Regions from separate parts of the Homo sapiens genome. Here region 2 is linked to region 1. The links are chromatin loops, found by intact Hi-C in ENCODE. Cell type or tissue: mammary epithelial cell. All regions are shown on one strand. Links, peaks and the distances in the headings refer to the core of each region. The heading gives the core; the rest is flanking DNA.

The links. A loop is a pair of places that touch in the nucleus more often than their neighbours do. Peaks named below come from ENCODE experiments on the same cell type or tissue, not always from the same donor. Only the 100,000 strongest peaks of a DNase experiment are listed, where the experiment ranks them.
Region 2: a loop joins it to region 1, with 9 times the contacts of the local background. A loop is called at or near these places in 14 of 110 quality-filtered maps.

The regions. Positions count from the first base shown.
Region 1 is chr9:97,707,182-97,715,020 of GRCh38, reverse strand. It overlaps PTCSC2 (papillary thyroid carcinoma susceptibility candidate 2), which reads left to right. Exons shown (of 11, transcript NR_147055.1): 9 at 1,214-1,326; 10 at 6,010-6,101. Among named protein-coding and RNA genes, the nearest start is that of XPA, 14 kb to the right of the region's middle. In mammary epithelial cell, for the core only: a CTCF peak has its summit at 4,223 (motif pointing left); a DNase peak (open chromatin) is centred at 4,190.
Region 2 is chr9:97,950,207-97,958,045 of GRCh38, reverse strand. No RefSeq gene overlaps it. Among named protein-coding and RNA genes, the nearest start is that of HEMGN, 16 kb to the right of the region's middle. In mammary epithelial cell, for the core only: a CTCF peak has its summit at 3,314 (motif pointing left); no DNase peak of the experiment used is centred there.

The DNA of each region.
Region 1 (7,839 bases), core at 2,744-5,243:
CAGTGAGCTGAGATCGTGCCATTGCACTCCAGCCTGGGCAAAAAGAGTGGAACTCCATCTCAAAATAAATAAATAAATAACAAAGGGGGTATTTTATAAATTTGAAGCTCATGTATGGGTCACAATAAACCATTTAATGAGTCATATTACATGGACCCAAAGCCTAGTTCTCATTGTTGGGGTGAGTCTCATTCAAGTCATTCCTGGCAGGAGTTCTACAGGTGCACACCACCAGAAGCCTGAAGGGACTTTTGAGCTTCATCACAAGCTCCATGCTTTGACCTCCTTTATGAAAAGGCTGAGGAATGACATGCAACCCTGCACCTCCCTCCTGCCCCCCAATACACAAATGCACACCCTTTGCTGGCATGCGAAGCGTGCTTAGAAAGGGGAGGAAAAACCCAAACCACAAAACCCCACATTCCTTTCAAGGGCTGTCTGTGTACACACCCTGGACCTTTGACTTCCTTTCCCTGGTGAGCAGGGGTTTTTCAAGGCTTTGAGTCAGGAGTTAAGGACTGTTGAGATGCAACTCTAACACGTCCTAGCCTTATGATTTCAGCATTTACCCTCTTGGGGCTCTGCTTTTCCTCTGTAAAATGGGGATAATGAGCCCTAGGACCTGTCTAACCTCCAGGACTGCTGTAAGGATAAAACAACCTTCACTATTCCCTTTATCACTTATTTAGCCAATCTTTGTCATCGCACTGAACACAGGGCATCAATTCTTTCTAAAGACCACAAAATGGCAAAGCTAATGACAAATGAAAACAATTGTAACATTTCACAGAGATGGTTCATATCCATAACACAGGAAGAGTGCTTACATACAAATTTAAATATATATGGGCCATTAAAAGTTGGCAAAAGTCAAGAATATGCATTGACTTTTGCCAATAAATGTAGAAACAAAGAAAATGATTTTGTGTGGGAGAAGCAGCACAAAGGCCAATAAACATATTTTTATGTTGATGCTCATTTTGAAATTTTGAAATTGCTTGGTTATTAGACCTGCTACTGGATGGTGTGATTTAGTGTGTTAATGATAATGCCCACGTTTTACTATGTCGCATTCTGAGACAGAGTCCTCAGGCTTTATCAGAGTGCCAGAGGTCTATGGCAAAGAATCCCTGATCTATAGGAATCTGATAAAATGAAGTATGGTGTATCCATATAATGAAATGCTGTGTTGATATTAAAATTGATGTTTTAGGTAAAGATGTAGAGCAACTGGAACTTTCATACACTGCTGCAACCACTTTGGAGACTATCAGCATTTTCCACTAAAGCTGAACATTATGGTCTAGAAATTGCACTCCTGAGCAGGTAGGTAACAAAAGTGTATACCTATGTTCACCAAAAGACATCTAAAGAATGTTCATAGCAGCTGAAATAGCTGAAACCTGGAAACAACCCCCATGTCCATCAACAGTAGAATGGATAAGTAAATTGTGATATATTTATACAAAAGAATACTATATATGTCAATGAGTGAATGAACTATAGCTATATGCAACAACATGAATCTCATTCATATACTGTTGAGTGAAAAAATATAGACAAAAATAAATACTGTATAATCTACCATATAGTTCAAAAGCCAGACAAGACCATTTTTAGAAATCAGAAGTCAGAATTATGTTGCTTTTGGGGTAAGAGGTGACAGTAACTTGGAGAGGGTCCAAAAGATTTTGGGGGATGCAGGTAATGGTCTCGTATTTTATCTTGGTGGTGAATATAAAAGCAGAGTCAATATGCGAAGATTTATACCTATGATTGTTTGCATGTTTCTGTGAGATTTACCCCTATGATTTTTTGCATGTTTCTGCTTTTATGTTCTACTTTAATCAAAAGTCTGCTTAAAAATGACATAGAAACATTTTCATGACATTGAAAGATATTTGTGTTGTCATGTTATATTAAAAAATACAGGTTTGTGTATAGTGTGCTTTCACTTATTCCCTTCAAGATCATCATACATATGTGCTTTTCAGTACATGACATATCTTTAGGAGGATATATGAGCAATTGATAGAAGTGGTTGCTTCTGGAGAGTGAGAATGGGAGAGAGATTTATTTTTTACTTCATGTCAAGGGTGTCCAATCTTTTGGCTTCCCTGGGCCACACTGGAAGAATAAGAATCGTCTTGGGCCACACATAAAATACATTAACACTAATGATAGCTGATGAGCTTTAAAAAATTGCAAAAAATTTTCATAATGTTTAAAGAAAGTTTACGAATATGTGCTGGGCCGCATTCAAAGCTATCCTGGGCCATATGTGGCCCATGGCTGTGGGATGGACAAGTTTGCTTTATGCTGTTTTGTACCTTCTGAAGATTTAACTGTGTATATGTATTGCCAATTCAATGCATAAATAAATCAGACTATAAAACTGTATAATCTCATTTTTCTGAAAATAAAGGACTGGCACTATCAATATAAAATGATAACTATGTTTACCTCTGGGTAATGGAATTATGGATTATTTTATTTTATTTTTATTTATTTGTTTATTTTTAAGACAGGGTCTAGCTCTGTCACCCAGGCTGGAGTGCAGTGGTGTGATCACAGCTCACTGCAGCCTGGAACTCCTGGGCTCAAGCAATCTTCCCACCTTAACCTCATGAGTAGCTGGGACTACAGGTGTACACCACTGCACCTGACTGATTTTTAAATTTTTTGTAGAGATGGGTTGGGGGTCTCGCCATGTTGCCCAGGCTGGTCTCAAACTCCAAGACTCAGGAAATTCTACCCCCACAGCCTCCCAAAGTGCTGGGATCACAGGCATGAGCCATCGTGCCTGGCTAATTTTTTTTTTTTTAAATCTGATTTTTTCAGTCTTCTAGTACGAACATGTATTTCTTTTGAGAATGAGAAAAGTCATTATAACTTTTTTTGTAGTGCAGTTTTTATCAGTGTTACTGAGGTATAATTTGCAAACGGTAAAATACACTGATTTTTAAGTGCATTGTTCAATGAGTTACAAATGTGTATATATCCATGTCATCGCTCAGTCGAAACCTAGAATGTTTTCATCCCCTAGAAAGTTCCTTCTCAGCCTTTGTAGTCAACCCTCCCCTTGCCTAAGGAGGCAACCATTGACCCAGTTTCTATCACTGTAGCTTAGTTTTGCGTCCTTTGAAGAAATAGAAATTGTACAGTTCGTACTCTTTTTATATATGGCCTATTTTGCTCAATATAATGCTTTTGAGATTTATTTATGTTTTTATGTGTATCCGTAGTTCATTATAATTTTTTTAAATGAAGAGTAACATCTTAACTACTTCCCGCTTTCTGATCTATGGGATGAGACACCATCCACACGAAAATAATCCTCCACAGACTCTCCAAGCATGTCCGCTGTAGGCAGGAGTGATCCTATAACCTTCCTATCCTGGGAGGAGAAACAACACCTCCCCATTCCATTCTGGCCTGCCCCCTCCTCTGGCGGCAGCGCCAGTCTCAGGTGAGAGCCACCCTGCTTGTTGCCATTGTTCTGCGAGTGACAGCCTCGGGGGGCAAATGGAAAGCCGTCAACCTGAGGGCTGTCAACCGCAGACAAGAATTCCTTTCTTTGTCAGGCTGGGTGGTCTTCGTGGCTTCAGCATCAACCTGTACGAAGACGATAAACATCGTGTGCGCTTGCAGGAAAACATCGCCACCACCCAACAACTCTAACCACACTCCTTTGTGAGGCCAAGATTAGCCTGTATGTGGCTTCCCTTGACTGTGTACAAATCATCAAGTCCCAGCCCCAGTGAGGGCATCCAGAGGTCATTTACTCCATGTCCCCCCACCCAGTCCCCCCACCTGCTGCCTCATGACATTTATTTGTCCCAGAATCTTAATCATAGACAGCTGGAGTGTCCCTTAGAGATCTCCTGGTCCGACCCTCTCAGGCTACAAGAGGGGGTCCAGACACAGGCTGTGTCTGGGTCACACAGCACAAGGGCTAGGGCAAGGGCAAGAACCCACATCCTGCAAGCCTTCCCCTTTGGAGTATCCTTTCCACTACTCCAAACTGCTTTTGTTAATGTCACCTTCACCCCCAAGGTACAATGTAGTGCAATTTCTAACTTTCCAATAAAAAAGGAGCGTGTGTATGAATAACCTACATACTTAGGGAACCTCCTGCAGCCTGGGGTGTAAAGGCTTTCTTGCATTTGTGGCCAGGACAACCGAGGCCGCTTTCATTAAAGAATGGTTTGGTGCCCTCTACTGGCTATCAGTAACAATGACAATCACTGCCCCTCTTCCTGGGCATCTGCTGAGCAGGACATTCAACGTGCAAATTTATTTCTAATTTTGAATGCAAAGAACAGGCCTGGAGAGTAGGCAGTTTTATCCCAACTTTATAGAGGATGAAATTGAGGCTCATACATATTAAATAATCCGCTCAAGTTGATTGAGCCTGGATTCAAACCCAGCCCTGTTTCTTCCGCTCCTCTGTGTCAGCACTTCTACTGAACATGTGGGCAGGCCTAGGCTGGGACATCAGTGGCTTGCTCAGGGCCACAAGTCCAGTAAACCCCATGCTTGCTGTTCACCGTGCCAGGCTGCTTCCCAGAAGGAAAGTGACATACAAAGTGCCCAAGGAAACTTCTTCCCTGTGGTAGCCTTCCTCCAGAAGGGGCGCTAGGAGGGGACCTAGGGTGTCTCTGGGCCTTTCTCTGTACCCAGGCGTATGTGGTTAGGAGGTTCCAAGGGACTCAGAGATGCAGAAAACACATTTAATCCACTTGATTCAATGATGCTGTGCAACCGAGCCCTAGGAGTAAATGTGTGAGTGAATGAATGAATGAATGGAGTGGTCTAGACACTGGCGTGAGGACTAATGGCAGAGGCTGTGCAGGTCAGGGGTGGTTTTGCAGTTGTACTATAAAGAGATTGATCCCAATTTAATTTGAGGAATCCATTTCTATGGATCAGAGCAGTCCACAGATAGAGAAGGCTTCTACCGTGGGGGTGAACTCCACATCCCAGGGATATGTAAGCAAGTTGAGAAGACTTCAGTGGAGTTGTTGAAAGGGGATTTAGAGCCTATGTGTGTTTTGTTTTGTTTTTTTGAGACGGAGGCTCACTCTGTTGCCAGGCTCGAGTGCAGTGGCGCAATCTCGGCTCACTGCAACCTCCGCTTCCCTGGTTCAAGCGATTCTCCTGCCTCAGCCTCCCAAGTAGTTGGGATTACAGGTGCGTGCCACCACAGCAGCTAATTTTTGTATTTTTAGTAGAGATGAGGTTTCACCATGCTGGCCAGGATGGTCTCCAACTCCTGACCTCGTGATCTGCCTGCCTTGGCCTCCCAAAGTGCTGGGATTACAGGCGTGAGCCACCGCACCTGGCCGCCTGTGTGTGTTTTTAAACATTGGTGTAAACATTTAGAAACTGGAAGATTTCACATTAAAATCCAGATTTCTAACTCCTCTTTAACAAAGTGGGAGACGGCCTCACTGGGCCTGCTGCAGCCGGTCACTGCTGCCCCTCCCCTCTGCGTTGTCCCCCAGCACTGAGGATGACCAGCAGAGGTTACTTCGCCTCACACATGTGCTGTTGTTTTTCTTATTGTAAAAACAAATAAGAGTAGCTGGGACTACAGGCACACACCACCACACCTGGCTAATTTTTACACTATTTTTTTCCAGAGGCAGGGTCTCCCTGTGTTGCCCAGGCTGGTCTTGAACTCCTGGGCTCAAGGGATCCTACCACCTCAGCGTCCCAAAATGCTGGAATTACAGGCATGAGTCACCGTGCCTGGCCTGAAGTTTTTTTCAAAGGAAAAGAGAAATTTTAACAGGAGGAAAAAGAAAAATTGAGTACAATGTATTTGTTTGTGTAAATAAAGACATTTCTATACATTTTAAAGGCAAACACCTGACTTGCTTTTATTACCAGCTTGGACTCCACAGCATCCTGAGTTTGCTAGCCAGTAGAGTCTTTGGCACCTTCTTATCTCTGCAGTGTGGACCTCAGGTCAGATTCTCACCCTGTTGCTGCTTCCGTCTTTAGCTTCTGAGAGATGGGGGACGTGGAGCAGTCCTGGGTCTCATGGTCTGAAGGGAGAAGAAATCCTGCCCAGGCAGACCACTGTGAATGTCCAGGTAAGTGAGAGCATAAAGTCCTGGCAGACCATATCTATGCCCTCTGCCCTAGAGGAGCCCTTTGGAGATGCAGTGCCTGGTCATGAATCTGCACTTTCTTCCTGTGATAGGGTTTCTTAACTCTTCCCTCCCCGTCCTGGCCACATAGATGGCTCTCTGATTCCCTGGTGGTGTCTAGATCTGAACACAAGCTCCAGATGTGGTTTAAGCAGCCCCAAACAGCGGGACAAACACCTCCCTCAGTTCAGGCCCTGCTTTTGTTCTTGTCACCTCAGGTCACACCATCTCTTTTCAGAAGCCATGTCACACTGTTGGTTTCCACTTAGCTTGTAGGACACCAAGGCCATCAGATTATTTTATGAGCCCTTCTCAATAGTGATCTACCCCTACCTAACATGAAAATCATAGACACTGAAGGTTGAACATTGTCCTGAGGTCATCTAAGGCCGCTTCCCACACATGCAGAAAGAGACCCTTTCCTCATATACCCTGTATTACTCCATTCTCATATTGCTATAAAGAAATACCTGAGCCTGGGTAATTTATAAAAATTAAAGAGGTTCAATGGACTCACAGTTTCACATGGCTGGGAGGCCTCACAGTCATGACAGAAGGTGAAAGAGGAGCATTGGCACCTCTTACATGGCGGTAGGCAAGAGAGCATGTGTAGGGGAACTGCCCTTTATAAAACCATCGGATCTCATGAGACGTATGCACTAGCACAAGAACAGCCAGGTAAAACCTGTCCCCATGATTCAATTACCTCCCACTGGTTCCTCCCATGATGCCTGGGGATTATGGGAACTACAGTTCAAGATGAGATTTGGATGGGGACACAGCCAAACCATATCACACCCTTACAGAATTTTTTAACTGAAGTGAGGAATTTATATTTCACTCATTGCTCCATTCCTCCAAGAATGGATCTTGATTTTGTCAAAAGACACATTAGTCATCTTTTCCAGTTCTATGTCATTCATAAATTTGATGAGGACAGTTTCTACATTTTTATATATGTTGGTACATACTGGTTATGCATTCTGCTCATCAAGGTACCTCATAGTCATTGTAGAAAATTTAGAAAATAGAGAAAGCATAAAGAAAAAAATTAAAAAGCCTGTGATATATAGAATATATAAAGAACACTTACAATTCAATAATAAAAGGCAAATGAATCAATTTTAAAATGGACAAAGGATTTGAACACATAATTCTCTAAATAAGATATACCGATGGTCAATATACACCTCAAAAGATGCTCAACATCATTCATCATTAGGGAAATGCAAATTGAAACCACCATGAGATACCACTTCTCACCCAACAGAATGGCTATAAACAAAAAGATAGGTGTTGGCAAAAATCTGGAGAAATTGGAACCCTCATATACTGCTGGTGGGAATGTAAAATAGTGCAGATACTTTAGAAAACAGTCTGGCAGTTCCTCAGAATGTTATGGAGTTAAATATTCCCCAGCAATTCCACTCCAAATTCTATATCTGATTAAAATGATCATATGCATCCACATAAAAACTTTTACACGGATGTTCACAGCAGCATTACTCATAATAACCAAAAAGTAAAAACAACCCAGTGTCCATCAGTGGAGGAATGGATAAATAAAATATGGTACATCCATATAATGGAATGTGGCTTGTCAATAAAAAACCAAAATATCATGCAATACATAAGAACCCTGAAAACATTACGCTAAGTGAAAGAAGCCAGACACAAAAGG
Region 2 (7,839 bases), core at 2,071-4,570, 240 kb before region 1:
GTCTCGCTCTCCTGACCTCGTGATCCGCCCGCCTTGGCCTCCCAAGGTGCTGGAATTACAGGCGTGAGCCACCGTGCCCGGCCTTAATTTTAATTTTATTTATTTTTTGAGACAGGGTTTCACTTCCGTCTTCCTAACTGGAGTGCAGTGGCGTGATCTCCGCTACTGCAACGTCCGCCTCCAGGGCTCAAGCGATCCTCCGGCCTCAACCCCCTGAGCAGCTGGTGTCACAGGCACGGGCCACCATGCTCGGCTTATTTTTTATTTTATTTTTCTTTGGAGAGATGGGGTTTTGCCATGTTGCCCAGGCTGGTCTTGACTCCTGAACTCAAGTGATCCACCCACCTCAGCCTCCCAAAGTGCTGAGATTACAGGCATGTGCCACCACACCCGGCCTTATACAGTATTTTAAAATGTCCACCATACCTTAATGGTTACCAAGAGACTTCCACTAATATGATCTTTTTTCTTTTTTGAGACAGGGTCTCACTTTGTCATCCAGGCTGGAGTGCAATGGTGTGATCACGGCTCACTGCAGCCTCAACCTCCCAGGCTCAAGGGATCCTCCCACCTCAGCCTCCTGAGTAGCTGAGATTAGAGGCCGGCACCACCAGCCCTGGCTTTTTTTTTCTTTTTTTTTTTTTTTTGTAGAGACAGGATCTCATGATATTGCTCAGGTTGAATATTACCTTCTTTAGCCCATTATTTACCCTGAGTGGCAGGCAGGCAAGGCAGGGCTGGAGTTGTTATTTATACATAAAGAAACTAATGTCCAGAGAGGTGAAATGACTGGCCCAAGGTCACATACATTGTAAGCAAAGGATCATAAAGGTGAAGTCCCATTCTTACGGCTATGAAGTAATAATCAGAACTGCAACACATGGGAGTTATTTTTTAAATATTTGCTGGGGTTTCGTGTTAATAGAATGCTTAAAATCAGAAACATTTTCTAGCAAATTGAGTCTATAGAAGGCTTTCAGGCATCTCTTGGGAAGTTTGGCTAAATGAAATTACAGATTTCTTCCAGGCAGGACATTCTATGAAATTTAGTGTTTACTGTGTCCCAGGTTCATGTAACTCCTGAAATGATCAGCTAAGTAATTTCCAAAACAAATAGCTCTCCTGCCCAGCCCAGCATCCCTGTCTGGCTTATCAAAGAGTCTCAAGCTCATTATTTACTTATTCTATCACCTACTTCTCACTCTAGTTTTTCTACTCCTTCACTTCCTACAACATGGCACTCCTATTACTTGATCAATTGTTCATTTCCTCTATCAGAGATAACCATGATTTAAAGCTAGAGGAATAATTTCTATATAAGACTAGAAAGCAGAAATGTCATCATGCATTATTCAGTTCTTAATTTAATTCCCATTAAGGGGGAATTAAATTGACTGGATTAGTGAAGGTTCACTTGATTCATTTCTTCTGAGAGATGACTAAATTCATTTGGGTGCCATATTTGGTAGTGGGTGTGCTAAGGGAGTTTTTGATAGGTCAGTGTAGGTGGATGATTTTCTAGGAAGGACAATCTGCCTTGGTTGGATGGAGAGGTTGTTTAAGCTCTGCCTGACAGGATTCTCCCCAGCCTCCCTGCATAAGAACAAAGTATTGTACATCTACTTGAACTGGGCAAAATCAGAGTTAATAGCAGCTTGATGGAAATAGATACCCCACTTTCTTCTGTTTGCAGTCCAGGTTCTAACCACTGCACCACATACTTTTCAGGGTGACAATTGCTCCTATTAGTTAGTGTTTCTGACACAGACGTGAAATGCAGTCTCCAATTTTAATGATATTCTATTTTTGTTGTCTAATAGGCTGCTATAAAAGTGATATCCTATTTTTGTTTTCATCAGGAAGTCCCAGGCCCTTCAGATAGAACTATGGGTAATTTTTTTTTTTTTTTTTTTTTGAGACGGAGTCTTGCTCTGTCACCCAGGCTGGTGTGCAGTGGCACGATCTTGGCTCACTGCAACCTCTGCCTCCCAGGTTCAAGCGGTTCTCCTGCCTCAGCCTCCTGAGTAGCTAGGATAACAGGGACCCGCCACCATGCCTGGCTAATTTTTTTTTTTTTTTTTTTTTGGATTTTTAGTAGAGACGGGGTTTCACCATATTGGTCAGGCTGGTCTTGAACTCCTGACCTTGTGATCCGCCCGCCTTGGCCTCCCAAAGTGCTGGGATTATAGGCGTGAACCTGGCTTAATTCTTAAGCCAGGCGTGGTGGCTCACACCTGTAATCCCAGCACTTTGGGAGGCCAAGGCGGGCGGATCACCTGAGGTCAGGAGTTCGAGACCAGCCTGGCCAACATGGCAAAACCGTCTCCACTAAAAATACAAAAATTAGCTAGGTGTGATGGCTTGCGCCTGTAATCCCAGCTACTCAGGAGGCTGAGGCGAGAGAATTGCTTGTGCCCAGGAGGTGGAGGTTGCAGTGAGCCAAGAGATCTCGCCACTGCACTTCATCCTGGGTGGCAGAACGAGACTCTGTTTAAAACAAAACAAAATAAAACAAAAAAAAAATACAAAAAACAAGAACTGTGGGTAATTCTTGATGTTCCTAGCAGTCTTTGAGGATGGAGATTCTGTCTGAGTTTGTTTTAATTTTTCTCTTGATCACAAGAACATTCTGATATTTAAACATATGAATAAGATGTACTTCTTGCTGATGGTGGGGGGACCCTCATTACAAAGTTCTAGACCAGACCTTCTTTACTTCCAGTGGTGCATCAGACTTTGCTATGTGACTCCCACACAGGTGTCTACCATGGTTGAGCAAGGCTGGCCTCTTTAGAAAGAGATGAGAGCACTAACAATAAAGGGTAATGATACAGAACATGAAGAAGCACAAAATGTTCTTCATCCTCTTGTTGGCTTTGCCCAGGATACAAGCTGATAAAATCAGATCAGATCAGATCCTGAACGCTGTGTGTTAAAGGTATTCACAGATGCTTAGGAGAATGCCAGGCAAGAAAGACCTGGCAATACATTTCCTGCATGCTAAAGTAACTCCTCCTTTTCCCTCTCCAACCTGGCTAAAAATATAACCTAAGTGTCACTAAATTCTAACAAAATACAAAAAAGCCTAACATTTGTTGAGCAGGTTGTGACAGAATATCAGTTAGCTAAGTGCTAGGTATGCAAACATCCCCAGTGCTAACTTACCCAGAGGAGGACTTGGAGGAAGGGGGAACAGAGGGTGTCAGAGAATTAACAGAGAAAGGCCAACTGCCTCTAAGGGAAAGTGCTGGAGCCAGGGCTCATGACCTAGTTGACAGGTCAGAATGGTGCAATTGCCATTTATGTCCACCTAGTGGCAGCAGTTCTAGCCAGAAGCACCTGTACCTCAATTGGTTCACAGGCCCACTGGCAGCCACCTGGAATGGAACCATTTGGAAGGTTGCATTTGGAAGCAGTGGTCCCTTTTGGGCAGGAACTGATCTAGGTTATCCCAACTCTAAACCCCAAGTCCATGTGATAGAATCTGCTAGAAACAGGGTGCTGAAGTTTCCAAACAAATGCACTTTATCATATTAGGTTCTAGTACATGTTTTATGCCAGGGATCTAAAACTCCAAGGAGTAGAGAAGTTAGCTAAAAGAGGTGAGACTAGTATTCAACTAAGGACCAGTGATAGCTGATACGAATAACAGTGGGTCGGTGGCAGGCCAGGGAGTGAGTTGGGTCTTATGTTCTGTGCCTTCTGAATATAAACCAGCCACTGAAAAGGGCAGTTTTGTTTTAGGATAGATTTGTACATGATCTAGAATTTCTGTGAAAGGAAAATAATTCACTCTATAGGCCAGCATTTCCTAAGAAGTAGTATGCATGCCACTCAGGGCAGCGCAGATAATTTTTGATGAAACGCCTTTTATTTTAATATTTCAGTATTTATTTTAAGATGTCTTTGAAGAACTATATTATACCACAAACCTATGATTTCACAGGTGATATTTTTGGTTTTCCATTTACGATAATGATATGAAATTTTCACTGTATTTGCTTATTTATTTATTTATTTATTTTTGAGAGAGGGTCTTATTCTGCTACCTAGGCTGGAGTACAGTAGTGTGATCATGGCTCACTGCAGCCTTGAACTCCTGGGCTCAAGCAATCTTCCCACCTTAGCCTCCCAAGTAGCTGGGAACACAGGTACACACCATCATGCTTGGCTAATTTAAAAAAAAATTTTTTTTGGTAGAGATGAGGTTTCTCTGTTGCCCCAGCTAAAGTTTAATTTAAAGTACTTTTAGTAAAAATGAGTTTATTTGAAAAAAAAAAAAAAACTAAGTAAATAATAGCATAAAAGCACGTCAATACAAGAACATGGTAAAAATCACAAAGGTAGAGTACAAACAATTGGAAAGTTTGAGAACTTCTTTGTTATCCTGGGGGATGAGGTGGATTGACTTGTAAACAAAGGAGTTTGGAATGTCAGATAGGCGAAGAAAAAAGTAGACTGTCAGAAGATCTGGATTCCAGTTCCAACTGCCACTCAGCCTGTGTGACACTGGCTTCTCTCTGGGTCTCCATTTCCTTATCTACATAATAACTCTTAATGCTCTGCTTAGCTTTATTATTTGGTGGTTCTATTTCACTTTTTATTAATGAGATTATAAACAATCATGATAACAGCCAGCACATACGGTCTGCTTTGTGGCAGGCACTGTGCAGGATGCTTTCCGTAAGTCATCATTCTTATTCTCACAACAGCCTTAAAAGGTAGATATTATTATTATTATTTTGAGACAAGGTCTCGCTCTGTCACCCAGGCTGGAGTGCAGTGGCACGATCTTGGCTCACTGCAATCTCCACCTCCTGAGTTCAACTGATTCTCCCACCTCAACCTCCCAAGTAGCTGGTACTACAGGCATGCACCACCATGCTCAGCTAATTTTTGTATTTTTGGTAGAGACAGGGTTTCACTATGTTGGTCAGGCTGGTCTTGAACTCTTGACCTCAGGTGATCGGCCCACCTCGGCCTCTCAAAGTGCTGGGATTACAGGCGTGAGCCACTGCACCTGGCCAAAAGGTAGGTATTATAATGCCTATTCTACATACGCAGAGAGTTGAGCCTGGAAGATTTTAAGTAACTTGCCCAAGGTCACACACAACTTGATTTGAATGAACTTGGATCTGATTCCAGAGCCTGTGTTTTTTCCCCTAAGCCTTGCTGTATCCTAGTAGTTGATTCCTATTCACCCTTCAAAACTAAGCTCAAGATCATCTCTTCCAGGAGGGCTTCTTTGACCTCCTCTCTCCATCCTGTTTAGACATCTCTCTCCTCAGTGTTCCCTTAATTTTCTAAGTATGTCTTTTGCTGTTGTTGTTGTTATATTTGCCTTTGCGTCCCCAACACCCTGCATAGAATAGGTAGTCAACAAATCATTATGGAAACAGAGGGAGTGTGAAGGAGGGGGAGAAAGGGGAGAAAGGAGAGGGAAAGAATTACAAAAGAAAATATATTGCTACCTTATTTTATTAAATACTAAGGAAGTAGAATTGAGAGATAGGAGAGGAAGGTGGTTAAGCATATGGCCTCTAGATTCAAGCCACCTACCTTTGCTACTTACTAGGAGAGTGTCTTAGAGCACAGATTTAAAGCCTGTGCTTCAGTTGCTTCTTCTATAAAATAGAGGTATCAATAGCACCTACCTTAAAGACTGTTGTAAAGACTAATGAGTTACTATACGTAAAGTGCTTAGAGCAGTGCTTGAGATGTGATAAGCAAGTACTTTAAATATTGGCTATTATTATTTCTGTGAAATAAATAAAAGTGAATGTAACACTATTATATACATATAATGCCTCTTCATTTCCCAACTGATTGACTGATGGCAGGGTCTTTCCAAGGCAGTATGAATAAAGACAATTATACCCATAGGATGAACAATGTAATAGCCTTGTCTTTCCAATCCCATGGTAGCAGCATTAAGCACCCCATCTCTATGCTCAGAACATTTAGAAATATTGATATTAAAATTATCACACTGGGCTGAGTGCAGTGGCTCACACCTGTAATCCCAACATTTTGGAAAACTGAGGCAAGAGGATGGCTTGAGGCCAGGAGTTTGAGACCAGCCTGGGCAACATAGTGAGATGCTATCTCTACAAAAAAATGTTTTAAAAATTAGCTGGGCATGGTGGCATGTGCCTGTAGTCCTAGCTGTTCAGGATGCTGGGGCGGGAGGATCGTTTGAGCCCAGAAGTTAGAGGCTGCAGTGAGCTATGATTGCACCACTGCACTTCAGCCTGTGTGATAGAGCAAGACCTTGTCTCTTAAATAAGTAAATAAAGAAAGAACATTATCACACTGTATTATATTCTAAATCCAGGTTTACTTGCTGTCTACCACCCTCAATTAGGCTGTGAGTTCCTTGAAGGAAAAGACTCTCATTTGATTTCTCTCTCTGTCTCCAATTCTTAGCAAAGGGGTTAGTAAGAAATAAATGCTTAATAAATGTTTGCTGAGTGAATATAATAGAAAAGATGTGTACACATAAGCAATAAAATAAAAAATATTAGAGGTCCATTCCAAGATGGCCTAATAAGAACAGCTCTGGTCTGCAGCTCCCAGTGTGATTGATGCAGAAGATGGGTGATTTCGGCATTTCCAACTGAGGTACCTGGTTCATCTCACTGGGACTGGTTGGACAGTGGGTGCAGCCCACGGAGGGCAAGCCAAAGCAGGGATGGGTGTCGCCTCACCTGGGAAGTGCAAGGGACTAGGGGATTTCCCTTTCCTAGCCAAGGGAAGCCGTGACAGACTGTACCTGAAAAACAGTACACTCCTGCTCAAATACTGCACTTTTCCAACAGTCTTAGCAAACAGCACATCAGGAGATTATATCCTGTGCCTGGCTCGGCAGGTCCCACACCCATGGGGCCTTGCTCACTGCTAGTGCAGCAGTCTGAGATCAACCTGCGAGGCAGCAGCCCGGCATGGGGAGGGGCATCCGCCATTGCTGAGGCTTGAGTAGGTAAATAAAGCATCCAGGAAGCTTGAACTGGGCGGAGCCCACCAGTTCACTGCTGCAAGGCTTGCTGCCTCTATAGACTCCACCTCTGGGGGCAGGGCATAGCTGAACAAAAGGCAGCAGAAACCTCTGTAGACTAAATGTCCCTGTCTGACAGCTCTGAAGAGAGCAGTGGTTCTCCCAGCATGGTGTTTGAGCTCTGAGAATGGACAGACTGCCCCCTCAAGTGGGTTCTTGACCCCTGTGTAGCCTAACTGGGAAAAACCTCCCAGTAGGGGCCGACTGACACCTCATACAGGCGGGTGCCCCTCTGGGACAAAGCTTCCAGAGGAAGGATCAGGCAGCAATATTTGCTGTTCTGCAATATTTGCTGTTCTTCAGCCTCCCTGCTGGTGATACCCAGGCAAATGGTCTGGAGTGGACCTCCAGCAAACTCCAACAGACCTGCAGCTGAGGGACCTGACTGTTAGAAGGAAAACTAACAAACATAAAGGAATAGCATCAACATCAACATAAAGGACATCCACACCAAAACCCCATCTGTAGGTCACCAACATCAAAGACCAAAGGTAGATAAAACCACAAAGATGGGAAGAAACCAGAGCAGAAAAGCTGAAAATTCTAAAAACCAGAGCATCTCTTCTCCTCCAAAGGATCGCAGCTCCTCGCCAGCAACAGAACAAAGCTGGACAGAGAATGACTTTGATGAGTTAACAGAAGTAGGCTTCAGAAGGTCGGTAATAACAAACTTCTCCGAGCTAAAGGAGGATGTTTGAACCCATCTCAAGGAAGCTAAAAACCTTGAAAAAAGATTAGACAAATGGCTAACTAGAATAAACAGTGTAGAGAAGACCTTAAATGAC